Linked DNA regions of Mus musculus: region 2 is linked to region 1. Evidence: chromatin loops called from intact Hi-C (ENCODE). Cell type or tissue: left cerebral cortex. All regions are shown on one strand. Links, peaks and the distances in the headings refer to the core of each region. The heading gives the core; the rest is flanking DNA. Region 1 has its middle 33 kb from the start of Gm30193. Region 2 has its middle 82 kb from the start of Gm30624.

Region 1 (8,812 bases), core at 478-8,477:
ACACACACACACTGAATTTTTAAAGAAGAAATAGAAATTGGCCCTTTTAACCCCTCAATTACTCTCTTTAAGATCAATTGTTTTATCTTCACACTGGTTTTGAAAAATGTCCAAAGTAATTATCCTGCATATAATTTCCTCGGCATTTGTTTAATTATTTTAGTTCAACGTTGCTGTCATAATGATAACTTTCTATTGTTTGAGAAAGAATTACATCAAATGATTAAATCCCCCTCCAAGCTCTTGGTGGTGGTGGAGGGGTGTTTGGGAGTCAAAGAAAGCTGATTTGAATATAGAGAATAAATAGTAATTAAACTGTAAATGTTGATTTTTTTCCCCTTTGAAGTCTATTGGTGTGTTTGGTGTGAATAAAGCACACATTGTCGCTTATTATTTCGGCCGCAGCAATGGTTCGTGAGAATCACTGCAAGACTGCGTTAAACGGAGGAGTTTCCCAGGGCAGCCGAACTGAAGTTTCCTTTGTTTATAGTAAAGCCTGGATTATTTCTCCCTCTTAAACAGTACACATCAGTTTTAGATAAAACCTGAGAAGTTTTTTTTTTTTTCTCCTTCAAACTCAACTCCTTCACTGTGTTCCGGAGAGAGAAGATCTATCTTAAGACCCGGAAGCTGAACGGGGCAAGCTCACTTTACACTGCGTCTTCTCTTCTGTTTTTTGACTTTAAAACAGCAATCTCAGTCTAGGTTGTTGGTTAGACTTATCTGGGGAGCTTTAAAAGCAGTCCTGGAGTCTGGATAACCCACCCGCTCTGTCAATTGTATTGGAAGCCGAGCTACAATGGAATCGGAATCACCACTGAGGTGATTCCAGTGCGAGGCTGAGAAGCTGTGCTGTGTTAGGTCCGAGGCACAGACGCGCACACTCTGGCTGACAGAATGTGGATGACTTAAGCGGCTACCCCCTACCCCTACACCCCCCCCCCCCACACACACACAGGGCCCCCACGACGAGAGATAAAGTCTGTCATCTCTCGTTCGGAATACTCTCCCTGGGCTTTGGTATACACGCCTAAGAGAAGTGCACGCTTTCTTCCTGCTTTAATGTGTACACCGAAGAGTCCAACGATCGTACATCATCACTTCCGCAGTCACTTGGGTTCGCTTTTATCCAGGATGTAGTACCGGGAATTTGTCTCTTAAAACCACGAACACCCAATAGACAGCCGCGTACGCATATGACGTCATGATATCACCCTCTACAGATCGATTTCACAGGTTATCACAATGTCAGCCGTCTCAGCAGGATGCTAAAGAGAACATTTTGAGCAAGGTGGATATTTTATGGGTTTTGCTTAATTATTTAGAGTAGTTGGGCGTTATTGTCTTCACAGATGTAATTATCATCATGGGACTCACACTTTTCCTTGTGAACTTAGTTGTTTCCCCTTGGATTGGATTCTATAAAATGCAAGGCCTTCCCAAGGATTCATGCAGTCAAAGTATTTTTATATAGCAAGGCACTAAAGGAAGTTAATTTTATGCCTCTTATGGCGTTTGGGGTTTAAAATATTTAAAATTAGTTTCAAATGAGACAGTTTTTATTGTCAGTAACCAAAAGTGATGGTTTCCCTGGGGCTACTCTGCTGCGAAACCATTGCAAGGTGGTTGGAGAATGCAGATTAATGTCATTGAATCAGGGCTATTTGTTATCAGAGATTTAACCAAAAGCTCTAGGAGGCTTGCTCATTCATTCATTCATTCATTCATTCAATAAACATTCATGGTGATTTCCTAGGAACCCTTAATCTTCTAGGTGCTGGGTTTATAGGACCATGCAAAGCAGCTGGGCAGAAACCCGATCCTGTCCTTGCAGAGTTTAATTCCGCTCCCTGGCCAACTCCAGAAGGCATATGTAATTTATGTTGAGAAAAACATGCTTGGGGGCAGGGTGGGGAGGATCTGATTTTAGTTTTTCACCAAGAAAGTGATGTTTGAGCAGATGGTTTGGAAGTGGATGAGAGAACAGGCCACATAACTGTATTGATGCAGCGGGAAAAGACCCAGTGCAAAAGAGCCAGAGGTGGGGGAAAGCTGGGGCTTGCCAGATAAAATAAAGAATGCCCAGTCAAAGATGAACTTCACATAAACAATACAGAATTGTTCATGTAAGCGTCCTGTAATATAACACACTTATCCTAGAAAATTGCAAAGTTGTCTTGTATTCCTATCTCCTAAATTCGGCAAAGTTAGATATAATCATGGGAGTTAGGGGATTGAAGGGAGGAGAGTGGCTGAACCAGAGGTAGGACGCAGGAGGTGGAAAGAGATGAGGCAGGAGAGGTCTACAGGGGTGGAGTGAATGTGGAGGGGGTTTTAGGCCACTGTAAGAACGTGAGGACCAGTGGGACCACTCAATGGTTAAATAAAGATGCTTCCCACCAAGTCCAATGACCTGGGTTCGATCCTTACAACCCATGTGATAGAAAGAAAGAGCTAATTCTGGCAGGTTACCTCATGACCTCTACATGTATGCTGGGGCACATGCACAGACATATAAAACTTAAAAAAGGACCTTTCATTTTTTTTTTTTTCTCCAGCTGACATTCCTGGAGAGTTTGAGCTGAAAGTGTTTTGAAGTTTGGAAGCACCGGTAAGTCTGCTGTTTTGTATGAAGGACGACAGGCACGGAAGCAGGAAGATCAGGTGGGAGGTTATTGCAACCATTCATTTACAAGAGAGATGGATGGTGGGGGGCTAAGATATGATGGTCAAGGTATGGTCTAAATGGACACCCAAGGCATTTTCTGGAGGGCTGGGTGTGTGCCATTAAACAGAGTTGAGTTTGGAGAAGGTGGAATTGCCGTTCAATGAAGTGGGGGAGTGGGGCATTGCTTTTTATTTGGTAGTGGTGGGAGAGTAAGGGAGGAGGCATAGGTTGTTACATTTGACACAAGTCAGAGGCATTTAATAGCTAACTGGAAACATTAAGTTGGGATTTATGTTTGTGTGTGTGTGTTTCCCAAGTAGAAAAACCAAGAATTGCATCATTGTATCAGAGCAGAAAAGGAGATGGTAGAAAGGTTGAGGAATGGCAGTTAAGACTAGAGAAAGTAAGGTTTTTTATCCAGCACTGGATAAAAAGGACCGAGGACTGGGGCTATTCTAGGCGACAATGACAGGCAGTTGTCTGCAATTGTTGATCTCTTCTTTGAAGGCAGACAGGTCCCCCAGAGCCCTCAATGTGTAGAAGAGCTGAGCTGGATATTTCTCTCCAGGCTCTCAAGGGTTAAGGCTGGCTGAGTCACTCTGTTGCCACCTCTCCAATTCCCCTTTGTTAGTCTAGCATGGTGTGGCCAGGTTAAGCTGGGCCTCATAAAACGAGGCCCCTGTGGGAGCTACATTTGCTCCAGATGACCTCAGAAGAAAATGCAGCCCTCCCACAGAGGACTGAAATAAATACTTATCCTTGTGTTACCGTGCACAATGGCCGCCATTGGCTTGGGACTGTGATGTCAGTGAAGCCTATCCTGCCTGAGGCTGCTCAGCATAGCCTGCCAGGCCCAGGAGCTGAGCCTTTCCTCAGGGTTTGAACAGACTCTTAGTTCTTCCACTCAGGAGTTCAGCTGGCAGGATGTTAGCATCTGTGCCGCCCACTGCAGCCTGGCTTCTCCTCAAGGCACTTTCGAATTCTCCCACAGTTTCCTTCTTGAATTCATTTCCTGTCGGCTTCTGTGTTCTTGCCTCCCGTTCCTCTGTAGGTTCCATGTGGGCTGTTCCGCTCCTTGGTCATCTCTTGCTGAGCTACTTCCCTTATTGCTCCACCCACTTCATTTCTTACGATTTGTTCTATGATGAAATTTGTTCTGCATTTTAGCCTGACTCTTATTGCCAAAGCTCAGAATGGGTTGCTGTTCGCTCTTGGTGGGTTTTTGATTTCATGCAGGAAGCGATTGTATACATTCCTAATAATGAATCCTAGTTGGGACAAGTTGTGGCGCCTGTCTGTGTTGTCTGTGACCTCCGGTGGAGTGAGACACCATTAGTGTTTTGGTCGAGATTACCAAATGTTCTTCAGGACTTTCCCATTGGTGTTGGTTTGGAATGAGATCACGTGATCCAGCAATCGGATGTTGTAAGAGGCCTATAGGGTTCAAGTCACTTGGTGCAGGTTCTGTCATAATTCTGGGTCAGACAGTAGCCTCTTCTTTATGCCTATCACTATGGATTTCTTTAGCATGTTCCCCACCCCACCCCCCACCCCTGAGTGCCTGGTGAAGGGCCAGCTCTACTCTTTATTTCCTGATGTCTCAGTGATTGGCCCTTTTCTGATGTGTGATATGGGTAAATCTCCTTGCAAAGATGTGCAGTGCCCAGCCTTAGCTGCTCAGATGTGAATACAAGGCATCCCGAAACGCCAAAGGTTCCGCACAGCGTCATGCTCTAAGGAGCATGCGCTGATGCGGAGCATGCGCTTATGCTTGGGAATGCTAGGGTGATTGTCACAACCCTAATGCCTTTAAGGGGCCACTGTGAGGATTGTTTGTTAAAATTCTGGCGGAAGATGGGATGATCGTCTTGACTACAGTTCACAACAGAAGGTCAGAAGATGAATTGTAAGTGAGGCCCAGAATTCAATTGGCCCCTCTCAATGTGTGCTTGATGAGGTGTTTCGGTTGGAGCTTTTACTGGTCAAGCTTGAAAAGTCAATCTGTTCTCAAAGGTCACATTTCCCATATCGGGGAGCAAGGAAATAGGCTAGAAGCTGCTAGAATGTTTGTTGCTGTAGCTTCCCTTCTTTCTTATACAAGGGAAAGAAATAAAAAGATGTAGAGATGACACATGGGAACAAGACTTCTGTATTTTTCCCATCTGCAGTCTACTACGATTATTATGTACTCAGACACAAGGAAGAGGGACAGGAATTGATGTGACAACAAATATACAAGCCCATGGCTGCCAGATCTGCACCCAGTCCCTGGGGCCCACAGTGTGTAGTTAAAAGCTTGGAATTTGAAGGTGAATAGCCCTGGCTTCAATTCTGGTTTCTTCACTAATTAGCCTGATTCGTGGCAAGTTATATAAGCTAACTCATGATTGTTCATCTATTAGGAGCAATATCAAAATATTATTTCTCTAATATGATTACTGTGAGATTAGAAGAACTGATGCCTATTAAAAAAAAACAACAACAACTTAGCAGGAAACCTGGTGTCTGAGAAGAAATAAATAGGTAATAGTTACTTAGAAACATTTTTTTTTTTTTGAGCCAGGGTCTCATGTATCCCAGTTGTCCCGAACTCAATATGTAGCAGAAGGTGACCTTGAACTTCTAATCCTCCTGCCTCTACCTCCCGAGTACGTGTTGCAGGTGTGTGCCACCATGCCCAGTTTATGCAGTGTTGAGGATGGAGCTCAGGGCTTTGTGCTTATTAGAGAAACACTGTAGTGTAGAGGGATTTTAACCCAGCTACATGGCTACTCTGGCTGGAATACAGACATACCCTTACAGCATACCTGGAATACAGACACACCCTTACAGCATGGCTGGAATACAGACATACCCTTACAGCATACCTGGAATACAGACACACCCTCACAGCATGGCTGGAATACAGACATACCCTTACAGCATACCTGGAATACAGCACACACCTTTAATCCCAAACAATGAAGGTAAAGTTGTTTGTAGAAGGAAGCACCCATGTTTGAAAGTGATTTGTCTAATTGAGTGGCAGACAAAGTGACGAATCAGAGAAAGATTTGACAGATAGGCTATGCCCAACTCTCACAAAAACAGTGAAGAGAGGTGACTTAAGAGAAAGCAGGACAGAGAAAGGGAGGAGAGTTTTACCTGGAAAGTTCTACAGAGATAGGTTGAAGAGAGAACAGCTAATCACAGGTGAAGACAGAATGAGCCAGAGAGTGAGAAGGAGTCAAAAGATTAGAATAGATTGCCAAAGTTAGTATGAGCAATTAAGTTAGAAGCTAAGAGAATTTGAATCAGTCAGTTTGGAGAGGAGTTTGAGCCAGAACAGAGGAGTTGGTCAGCTAGCCAGAGTTCAGAAAAAACAAAAAACAACAACAACAAAAAACCTTGAAAGTGTGAGCTTATTTGGCAGTAAGTCTCAGAGGCTGAAAACATTCTAGACCTAGTATTTGATGTCCATATTAAGTTTTTTTGTTAATTTTTTTTTGGGGGGGGGGGTTCGAGACAGGGTTTCTCTGTGTAGCTCTGGCTGTCCTGGAACTCACTTTGTAGACCAGGTTGGCCTCGAACTCAGAAATCTACCTGCCTCTGCCTCCTGAGTGCTGGGATTAAACGCGTGCGCCACCACCACCCGGCCTGGATTCTTTTCTGCATTACAGTCATGGGTCTTGGGTCTGCCTGAGTCGAGTCTCTGAGAAGTTAGGAGCCCCTGAGGCTCCCTGGTTGCTGCAACTCTGTACCATGACAGGAGCCTGAGGAACTTCCATTACCAGTGATAAATGCTGAAGGCGAAGAAGCAATAGACGCTGCCTGCCTGACTGGAACAAACTGTCTCCTCTTTGTCACTTAAGCAAGCCAACTGCTGTTGGGGGGAGCAAGGAGAAGGAATGTGGAAGTATTTAGTGGGCAGTTCGGATGGGAGAGAGGGATGCATCGAGGATCAATCCCAGGCTTCCTTTTTGAGAAATGGTCAGAGCATCATCCACTATACAGTGCCTCTGCACCAAGCACAGAAGGCCGTGAACCGAGCTGCAGGTTTCATGAACACCCCCGACTCCCACTTCTGTAATTATGAGGAGTATTTTTTCCTAGTGAAGTGTGCTGCTTTGAGGGACCGTGTCTTCTTTTCATAATGAGTCTAGCAAGCTGAGCTACCATCTGTAGACCCAGATGAGGAGAGAGATTACATTAAAAACCTACCTTGGCCCGAGGAAGTACTTTTCAGACACGTAGCTAACCATTTTCTAAGCTGAAGTGTGAGCAGAGAAGTTGCACACTCTCACCTCCACACACTGAGCTCAAATAGATTCAAATGCAGGCATCGAGAAGCACACAGTTAGATGGCAATTTAAAGCTCTGCCTTGTGGCCTTCACTGCCCTTTTACTCTTGGCTCTGTCTATGTTCTTTGAGAGAACTGTATTTTGCTTTCCTATTAGCATCGGGGAAGGACCCCATTCTGCTTTTATTTCAAACTTCAACCACCCCTACACGTGTTCGATTCCTCTTGAGATGCCATTGATGCGCCAGCCTGGTACTGGAAGCTCACTGCCTTTCCCGAGGCAAGGCTCTGGGATTCCATCTTTTGAATCTCTGAATCACAGATGCCTTCCCACTTGCACACTGGCGGGAGCTCAGTGGACTTCCTCTAAGCAAGCCAAGCAAATTCTCTAAATGCCAGATGTAAGATGGGAATTCAAAGGTCATGGTTCTCCTCTGTGCTGCCCCCATTCCCACCCCGGCTAGGAGTGTGAGAAGTTCACATGACTGCACAAGACACCACTGGGCACTGCTAACTGCCATCCGTGCCAACGCATAGGCTCTGCTCTCTGTATCATAGAATGACTGTCTGTATTTGCTGAGCTTGTCTCTCCTGACCCGAGTCTCCAGCTCTCCCAGCCAATGCATTTGCATCATTTCTGTGTGTGCCTTGTTTGACCTGCCTCTTCTCCAGCACTGTGAGCCGGTCTGTGGGTGGTTCCCCCTCCCAGCCCCCACTGCCATGAAGAATGACAAGGGCAAAGGTCAGAAACTCCTATGATTCATTTCCTCTTTGCTGCACGCAGTGGATAGCTTTCTGGATGAGTCACTCGGATGCCAAGTATGGGACTGGGGTGGGGGCTCCTTTACATGAACCCCAAGGCGCTGCTATGCCCCCTCTCCGTTAGAAGAACAGAGTTCTTAAGAGCCCTTACAATTTTTGTATTTTCCTCCTGTGGTGTTATAAGCCCATCTGTGCCCTCTTTCTTTGTCCTGTTTGCTTGGATAACATTATCATCTTTTGTGGTCTCCTTGAATTCTGACTCCAGAATTGGCAGACACTTAAAATAGACCTCAAATGTGCTCTTATATTAATACATTTTCCAGGGGCTAGAGGAATAGCTCAGTGGGTTAAGTGCATGTTGCATAAGTATGATGGCTTGGGTTCAAATCCCCAGAACCTACATGAAAAAGCCAGATGTGGTTTGGGTGATGGTGGAGATGCACGCCTTTGATCCCAGCTCTCGGGAGGCAGAGAGCTGGATCTCCGAGTTCAAGGCCAGCCTGATCTCCAACGTGAGTTCCAGGACAGCCAGGACTATACAGAGAAACCCTGTCTCTAAAAACAAAAACAAACAAACAAAAGGCTAGATGTGCTGCCTGGCTGATACTTGTAATCTCAGTGCCAAGAGATAGAGAAAGAGAGATTCCCTGGGGTTGCTGGCCAACCAGCCTACTCTAATCTGTAAACTACAGGCCAATGAAAAACTTGGTCTCATAAAACAGGATGGGGCTGGAGAGACAGCTGAGTGGTTCTGAGTAAGTACTTCTCTTGCAGATGATGTAAGTTCAGTTCCGAGCACTGACCTGGGATGGCTCATAATTGACTGTAACTTCAGTTAGAGATTATCTGACACCCTAGCCTGGTCTCTCTAGGTACCTACCTACATATGAACATACCCACACAGAGATACACGCCCACATAACTAAAAATCACCGGGCATTGGTGGTGTATGCTTTTAATCCCAGCAATTGGGATAGGGGACAGAGGCAGAGGCAGATGGATCTCTGAATCCAAGGCTAGCATGGCCTATAGATCAAGTTCCAGGACAGTCAGGATTATACAGAGAAGCCTGTCTCAAAAACAAAAAACAAAACAAAACATA
Region 2 (8,812 bases), core at 292-8,291, 230 kb after region 1:
TTGGCAAAGGCCTGGGAAAACTGTTTTTTTAAAGTCATAATCTGAGGTAAAAATGGTGTAGTCCTGGGAGCTTTAGGTTATGGGTAAAACTGACGATTATATCAGGAGAGTAAAAAAAATCACTCACACACATGTACATGAATACACACACACACACACACATAGGCAGACAGAGGGGGGAAAGGGAGAGAGAGGCAGAGGCAGAGAGGAAGAGAGGGAGGGAGAGGCAGAGAGGAAGAGAGGGAGGGAGAGGCAGAGAGGAAGAGAGGGAGGGAGGGAAAGGGAGGTATATGAAAAGGATAAAAAATTAAACCATGTCTGAAACTCTCCTATCATCACTTGTGATCTGCCCACCACCATGTGAATGCTTTGTAAACACCTCAAAGTCACCAATTCACAGCTAAATCCACTCTCTTCTTCCTCTAGATACCGCAAATTGTTTTTATTTTGTTCTTTTCTTATGTCAATGGCATCTTTATTCTTCAAGCCATCTGGGGTTAAAAATGAATACACATTGATTCTTCCCTTTCATTCCCAGCATCCAATCAGCCGACGAGTCTCATTACCCCTGAAATCTCATTTCGTGTATCTCTTTACTCGGTTACCATGGCAGTGCTTGATATGAATCCTTCATTTTCACTTGCTTATGATTTTGCAAATAAGTTTCCAAATTGGCCTCTGACATCTGTCTCTTGACTCTTCTATTCATTTGTACACTAAAACCAGTGACGGAGACTCACATGTCTCCTTGTCGTGCCTCTCTGTTGCTTGCCAACTTGTGGGAGTTTCATTCAGTGAGTTGACTTCAAGCCTCTTAACCGCATCCAAACCCCCACAAGCTGAATCCAGTCTGCCTGTTCACCTATACTCATCTCCTACCTGGACTGTAGGTCATTCAGGCACTGAAGATGCTACTTACCGAGACATCTTTTCTTCTTCAAAGATCCAGCTCCAACCCGACCTCCTTCATACAGTCTTTTTATTGCTCTGCCATTCCCCTCAACTATGAACTTTCTGACATCCTAGTATTATAATCTATAATAACATTACAACATGCATGGCCCTGCTAATATTCCTGCTACTTTGGTACCTTATCTGCTGATTTGGTGTATGCCAGTGATACACCTCACAATGTGTTAAGCACCTAATTTGTATTATTTGATTTAAATGTTAGGACATCAAGTCAGCTCTAATATCTAGTCTCCATTTTCACAATCAAGGAAACCAATATTAAATAACTTGCCTCGTGGCAAACTATATCAAATCCAGATCCATTTTGTACCAAAGTATATCCTTTTTCATTAGACTACTAGTTCTCATCTTGCGGGTCATGACCCTTTTGAGAGGGGTCAAACAATCCTTTCATAGGATCAGAAAACACAAATATTTACATTGTGATTCATAAGAGCAGCAAATTTACAGTTATGAAGTAATAATGAAAATGATTTTATGGTTGAGGTCACCACAACATGAGGAATTATATTAAAGGGCTGTAACATTAGGAAGGTTAAGAAGTGCTGCATTAGACCATCCTGCCTTTGTGTGGTCAAGGGCTCTCTGACTGATATGTTTGCTTTCTATACCTCCTAAAACAGTGACTATAATTTGCATGTAGGGCTTTTATGGAATGGAATCCTGCAGTTGCTGACAGACAACTCGTAGAGTTATCTTCATGTAGAGTCTGAGGTTGAGAAGCACAGAACCCGCAAGTGGAGAGACTGGTTCTTGGTGCCATTATTTGAGCCTCTTATCAACCTAGTTCTAGATTTGAACTTTTCAGGTTAAAGAACCAATAACGTCCACTGTTCAGCAATTACATTACTAGAGTGATGGACCAGAAAAAAGGGTGTATGACATAGTTTCATCAATATAATGAACAAAATTGATATTATAGGTCTATGGACAAGAGGGTGAATTAAGGGTTGTTTAATGTACATGCAGGCTGTCTTAGAGAGAAATCATTCTGGAATATTATTTTTATTAGTATTTTGCAAATTTTACCAGTAGCTTAGAAGAAAATATCCATGGGTGAATGTAAATGCCTAAAGATCATCCATGTATTGCACACCTAGAACTAGATAGATAAGAAGAACCGAATCCAGCATAATCATGAACACTATCAAGGAAAAAGAACAGGGTGTCCAAATTGGTGTTAAAAATCAGAATATACATGAGAGAGCCTCTCTGAGACTAGAGAGACAAGGTTAAAGATAGGAAGCCAAAGCCATTACATACCTAGACTCCTCAAAGGCAAAAGTGGCATTAAGATCTGTCAGGTACAGGTTCAAATCTTAACCTACTAATTAATTACCATGTGTATTAAGGAAATTATCCAAAGCGCTGTTTATCTTTTATCAACACAGTGAGAATGAAGGACTCTTCAGAGGTATCATCTATCTGGAAATGTTAGATACATGACAGCTGTTCAATGTCTAGAGTTTGCATGAAAGTGTATCATTTCCTAAGAGTTGGTTTAATAGTTCTCTATTAACAGTGAGGAAGGCTGAGGGTCTAGGAATGGAGAAAACCATAATGGAGGCCCGAGCCATTTTGAAGTACATGTTCTTCACACTCAGGAATGACTTCCCACAGCAGTGTCTCCAGACCTCTACTCAGCCTCTGCCGAGAAAGAAAAAATTGGAGTGTTGCAATCAAACTTGACAGATAAAAATGTTAAGTTCTACATTAAAAAAATTCTTCAGAGTAAATTTAGTGTCTCAGAGTGCTGTTTGATAATTGGTTCCCAGAGTGATACAAGTTCTAAGCCGTTTGCTATTTTAGGATGCCAAGAAGAAAGAATCGATGGGGGTGACCTTAGCTGGGTCTCACAGCATTGGAAATATGGAACCTGAAGAGGCCACCCCCTGTAGTCAGGCAGAACCTCAGGTGGAGGGAGTAGGGCTCCACCCACCCACAAAACTTTCTGCCCAAAATTTATCCTGTCTACAAGAAATGCAAAGACAGGGGATGAAGTAGAGACTGAAGGAATGGCCAATCAATAACTGGTCCAACTTGAGACCCATCCCATGGGCAAGCACCAAGCCCTGACACTATTAATGATACTCCATTATGCTTGAAAACAGGAGTCTAGCAAGGCTGTCACTTGAGAAGCTTTACCCAGCAGCTGACTCGGATGAAGAGGCCCACAGCCAAATGATGGATGGAGTTTGGGTGCTCTTATGGAAGAGTTAGGGGAAGGATTGAGAATCCTGCAATGGATAGGAACTCCATAGGAAGACCAACAGAGTCAACTAACCTAGACCCTTGGGGCTCTTAGAGACCGAATCACCTACCAAAGAGCATACATGGGTGGTGGGGCCTATACCCAACCCCATATATATGTAGCAGATGCTTAGCTCCGTCTTCTTGTAGGTTCTGAACAACTGGAGCAGAGTCTATCCCAAAAGCTGTTGCCTGTCTGTGGGATAAGTTCTTCTAGGTGGGCTGCCTTGTCTGGCCTCAGTGGGAGAGGACCTGATGCGCCAGGGTGGGGGGATACTTAGGGGGGCTTCCACTCTCTCAGAGGAGGATGGGAGGGGGATGGGGGAAAGGATTGTGGGAGGGGGTGACCAGGAGGGGCAGCAGTGATCAGGGTGTAAAGTGAATAAATAAATTTCAGTAAAGAAAAGGAAGAGAGAGAGAGAGAGAGAGAGAGAGAGAGAGAGAGAGAGAAGGAAGGAAGGAAGGAAGGAAGGAAGAAAGAAAGAAAGAAAGAAAGAAAGAAAGAAAGAAAGAAAGAAAGAAAGAGAGAAAGAGAGAAAGAGAGAAAGAGAGAAAGAAAAGGACTCACCAAGTGGTGTACTATTTGGTCAACAGCAAATTGGCTGCAACAGCATCATCAACAGTACCCTGAATTACAGCGATATGAATGAAATTGGGGTTCCTTATCAATGTGCTTTGGAACATTGGAAATTTTAGTGTCCAATTTTCAGCTGATTGATTGTGTATGGTCTTGACGTTAGAGTGAAATTTAGTATTCAAATTGTTTATAGTTTTACTCTTGTAAGGAAAAATTGACAGAAAAGTTATAAAATGCAAATGATTTTTTAATCTCATAATCACAGCCTTTCCAGGGTGACTATTTATCTGACAAAGGAAGGGGGGCATGCTGTAGGTGGGGTGTTCATCAGCAGTTTTTAAATAGAAATGTGAAAGTCTACCAGAGACATCAAAGTTTTGCAAAAAAGAAGCTTGAATTTTATAACATCCAATTTCAATTTCAGGAGTCTGAGGGGGGAAAATAATACAATGAATGTCACTGGGGCATTTTTAATTTACACCCATTTTTTTTATTCACTTTTTATTATTTGGCTAAAATAGAACTTGTAAAATCCCAGTTGGGATGGGGAGCCGTTCTCTTGTTTCCCAGGATACGGGTTCCAATGGCTGTATTTGATGTTTGTACTCGAGTAAACCCACCCACACAGCCCACTGAAGCTCAGTGGGCTTGGGTTTTTCTCTCTTGAACAGCATCCAGCATAATGTGGCTTACTGGAAACATCTCTCCAGAATGACTCAGCCAGTCATGGAAGCATTTCTTTCTGTGGAATTCTTCCTTTTTCTCTAAGAATGAATATAGAGCACATTATTTGGGAATAAACAAATCTGAAAGCATTTCCAGTAATATCTTGTGTGTGTGTGTGTGTGTGTGTGTGTGTGTGTGTGTGTGTGTGTGTGTGTGTACAGGCTGTGGAAGATGAAAAATTCTTGACTGAGATCTCCCCTCCTACCTAAATGTTTCAGTAAACACAGTCTAACTGAATCGATTGCCAAAATTTCCAGCTGAAAATAGAAAATGAAGCTGCTTTTCCAGATGGAAAAAAATGGGCTTCTTATGTCTTCAAGATGTCTAGAATTTACCTGACCTTGTGCCACCCACAGAGTACACACTTGATGTCTCTAAGCAAAGTTGTGTTAAGTCAGATGACATCTCTTGAAAAGACTTGTGGGAGACTGCGCTGAGTTGCCACCGCTGCCGCTGCAGCCATCGTGCCAGCCCCACGGGTCTCAGAGGGGTGGGTGACTCTCCAGGACAGGAGAGAAGCCAGTTTGGGAGCAGACTGGATCCAGCTTCATTCAGCGTTACTATCAGTTATTTGATAATGGCAGAACCCAACTAGGCACAACTTACACTGATTGATGCATCATGCAATTCCAGGGGAAAGCTGCCATTGTTGGAGAAGTAATCTAGCCTTCCATTCCAGAAAATTCAGCATAGTATCTCAGCACAGGACCATCAGCCTACAGCAGATAGCTGCATCATCAGCATGGTTGTCGGCCAACTCAAGGCTGATGAAGATCCCATCATGGATTTCCACCAGATGTTTCTATTAAAGAACATCAACGATGCTTGTGTTTGCACCAATGACATGTTCAGGCTTGTCCTGCACAACTTCGGTTGACCTCCTCCTGGCCAGACAGTCACGCTGTTTCCCCCTCCCTCTTCCCAATCCTAGCTCACTCCTCCAGATGCTCCAAATATCACACACCAACAAGCAGGGCCAGGCGGGAACGGGTGCAGTGGGCTTCTGTCACCACGGTGCTGTGCATGATGTTTGGATGCTAGACGAGTCGCCATCTGACAGGAAACGTTTGTGCTGTACCAGCGCATGCCTTGGAAGGACTTAAGTAATGCAAAAGATGGTCGGGTTTTGGTTTTGGTTTATTTATTTATTTTTTAATCTACTGACAAGTTGCTTTAGTAACCCGAAGGAGTGAAGGGAAAACAGCTGCCTCACCAACCGCCTAGATACTGATTTGTTCAGATGTTTCAATGCCTCATGATACATTAAAGCCACAAAAACTTTCTCAACAACAACAACGATGATGACGACAACGACAACAACAAAAAGACACGTGGGCTACAGGTTGATAAAGATCTCAATTCTTCCTCCTTTGCCTTCCTTCATTTCCTGATAAATTTCAGGAAACATTCTCAAGTAACTATGGCCTCCTCAAGGCTCATAATTTCAAATCCTTTTGTCATTTGAAGGAGTTGGATGTTGTGTGCACTTTTAGAATAATCCCTTATGTTTTGAGTTGAACACATTTGAGAAGTTTTTCATCATCATTTAAAACATATTACTATTGTCAATGTGTGTGTGTATGCAGTGTATATGTGTGGTAATGTGTAGTGCGGTCTACGTGGAGGTCAGAGGACAAGTTTGTAGAGTTGGTTCTCTCCTAACACCTTTATAGGGGTAGAACTCTGGTGGCCATGACACCTTTACCTGATGAAACTTTTGCTGGCCCCATTTATTTATTTTTAAACTGTGGGCCTTACGTAGCACAGGCTGGCCTCCAAGTCATTGCTTAGTCAAGGATAACTGATCTTCTAATCCTCCTGCCTCTACCAACAGAGTATGGGACGACAGAATCTGCCTTCAACTAAGTTTATGTGGGACTGGGGATTGAATCTAAGAGCTCCATGCAAGCATTTTTGTTTGTTTGTTTTTTTGGGGGGGGGTGTTTTTGTTTTGTTGTTGTTGTTGTTGTTGTTGTTGTTGTTGTTTTTTGAGACAGGGTTTCTCTGTATAGCCCTGGCTGTCCTGGAACTCACTCTGTACACCAGGCTGGCCTCGAACTCAGAAATCCGCCTGCCTCTGCTTCCCAAGTGCTGGGATTAAAGGCGTGTGCCACCACCGCCCAGCTTCACGCAAGCATTCTTATCAACTGCACTGCTCCCCGACACCCGAGCTGTTCTTTAGGTAGAAGCTTTTTGAAACTACGAAAATGGTTTCTTAAAATTATTGACTATTGTCCTCATGCTGGCAATACAGAAGGAAAAGGCAAGGCCATAAAGTTTGAGAGAATGGGAATGGAAGAAAAAAGCAACCTACAGAACATTTCTTAGTAAATCATAATAACTACCATTCTCCGAAGTGTACCGCTGTGTGAACGTTTAGATCATGAATAAAGTCCGAACTGGTCTCCTGGAGACATGAAATTATGGAATGTGGAAAAAAGAAGGGCTGCAGGCAGAGCGGCTGTGATGTTCAAACTGGAATGCTTTCATTTTTAGGCATTCCTTTCAATAGAAGTAGTGAGTCATTTAGCTCTCCAGGGCTAGAGATAGCCCCCTCCCCGGCCACTGATTTTGTTTGAGGAGTATGAACCTAAGTGAAGACTGTGTCGTGAAGCTAGTGAACCTCAAATCCTCCATGTATCCCTCCTCAACTCTGAACCTCTGGGACAACCCCCCCCCCCCCAACATACACACTCTCTTGTCATGTTTAAAGCCCACCTCTGCGTTTCCACGGGGAGCAATCATCAGCGGGAAGTGATGAGGGTAACAGATACAAGCTCCCACTCTGCAGCAGCTGGGTCACCAGAGGGTTTAGCACTCAGGAGGAAACTTCACTTGCTCAGCTATTTACTTTCTTCCCCTTCCTACCTCATAACTGGCAGTTCTATTATTTAATTGTTTGACATTCATTTACCTAGTGCATGTATGTGTGTGCATGAATGGAGGTCAGAGGACAGAGGAGGGAGTTGGCACCCCTCTTAGGTGGTTTCCTGAGGTTGAACTGAGGTCATCAGGCTTGGCAGCACGCCAAACTACCACGCTACCAAACTCTCTTTCTAGCTCATTCTTTTTCCCACTTGATCATGATTGTTTTCTTCTAAAAACAAGAGTCACCAAACCTCTGAAAAGGACCAGATATAAAATATTATTGTACTTACCAGTCATACAGTCTTTGCTATAAATGCTCAACTCTGCCATTGTGTGTAAAAGTAGGCATAGGCAAATATTAATGAATGGACATATGTTCCAACAAAGCTATACTTGTAGACACTAATATTTGGACTTCATACCATTTCATGTGTTGGGAAATAACGACCCTCCTTTTGATTCCCCCACTAGTGTCATTATTCTTATCTCAGAGACTATTTTAAAATGGCTAACAAACCTTATTACCCTAGTTGGCTATAGCTTTGTTAGCCTTTGCCATAAACTGTTACGTGAGAATCCATACATTGGACTGGTACTGTCAGACAGTATGTCATGAGCATATGTAAGTGATCTTGGGTGTGGCAATAAAGGGAGATTCTGTTGTGCATGTCTAGCAAGTTACCAGATGATACAGCCGCTGGAGACCCACACATCACACCTTGAGCGGCATGGCTTACAAGCATCACACAGTTAGGTCTATCCATGGAAGGGTCTGATTTTGAGAGGGACTGGGCAGAAGTGGAGAACTGTGGTAGAGCCGAGTTGGCCTGTCTAAGTCAGGCTTGGAGAGGTTAGATGCAGGAAGACGTGGGAATAGGGGCTCAGTAGGGTGGTGACTTTTTCTCACCACTGTGGTAATATTTGACAAAAGAAATGTAAGGAAGGAAGGGTTTATTTTTATGTCATCGTTTCAAATACTTCAGTCGACTATAACAGGGAACGGATGACCCTGTGCTTGCATTGAAATCTTATCTGTGTCATGGCTGGAGGCAGGCTTGTTCTGTGTCATGGCCGGAGGCCAGGAAGCAGAGAGGGTGACATGAAGGTGACAGGAATAATACAGTTCCTCCCCTTTCTCCACCAGAACTTGCTCCTGGTGACCTACATCTTCAAGCTAGATCCTACCTCATAAATGTCTGACAGATGTCTCTAGACAATTTCATCATCTTGGGACCAAGTGTTCAAACACATGAGCCTCTGGGGGCTGTTTCTTGTTCAAATCACAACAGCAGATCTTAGTTGTTATAAGGCTATAGAGGGCTGCGAGGGACAAGGCTTTGCTGGTCAGTGACGCCTTTAGCAGTGGTGCTGGTGATCTATGCAGAAGTGCTTAAGAGGTATTTGCTGAATAAACAGAAA

Evidence for each region. Hi-C counts contacts between places; a loop is a spot of excess contacts. Peaks named below come from ENCODE experiments on the same cell type or tissue, not always from the same donor. Only the 100,000 strongest peaks of a DNase experiment are listed, where the experiment ranks them.
Region 2: it touches region 1 in a loop (2.3-fold over the local background); 2 of 42 quality-filtered maps call a loop at or near these places.

Annotation. Positions count from the first base shown.
Region 1 is chr10:111,536,476-111,545,287 of GRCm38, forward strand. No RefSeq gene overlaps it. Among named protein-coding and RNA genes, the nearest start is that of Gm30193, 33 kb to the right of the region's middle. In left cerebral cortex, for the core only: no CTCF peak of the experiment used is centred there; DNase peaks (open chromatin) are centred at 1,953, 3,614, 6,798, 7,252 and 1 more place; H3K27ac peaks cover 1,573 bases.
Region 2 is chr10:111,762,743-111,771,554 of GRCm38, forward strand. It overlaps the pseudogene Gm46193. Among named protein-coding and RNA genes, the nearest start is that of Gm30624, 82 kb to the left of the region's middle. In left cerebral cortex, for the core only: no CTCF peak of the experiment used is centred there; DNase peaks (open chromatin) are centred at 4,465, 4,791 and 7,028.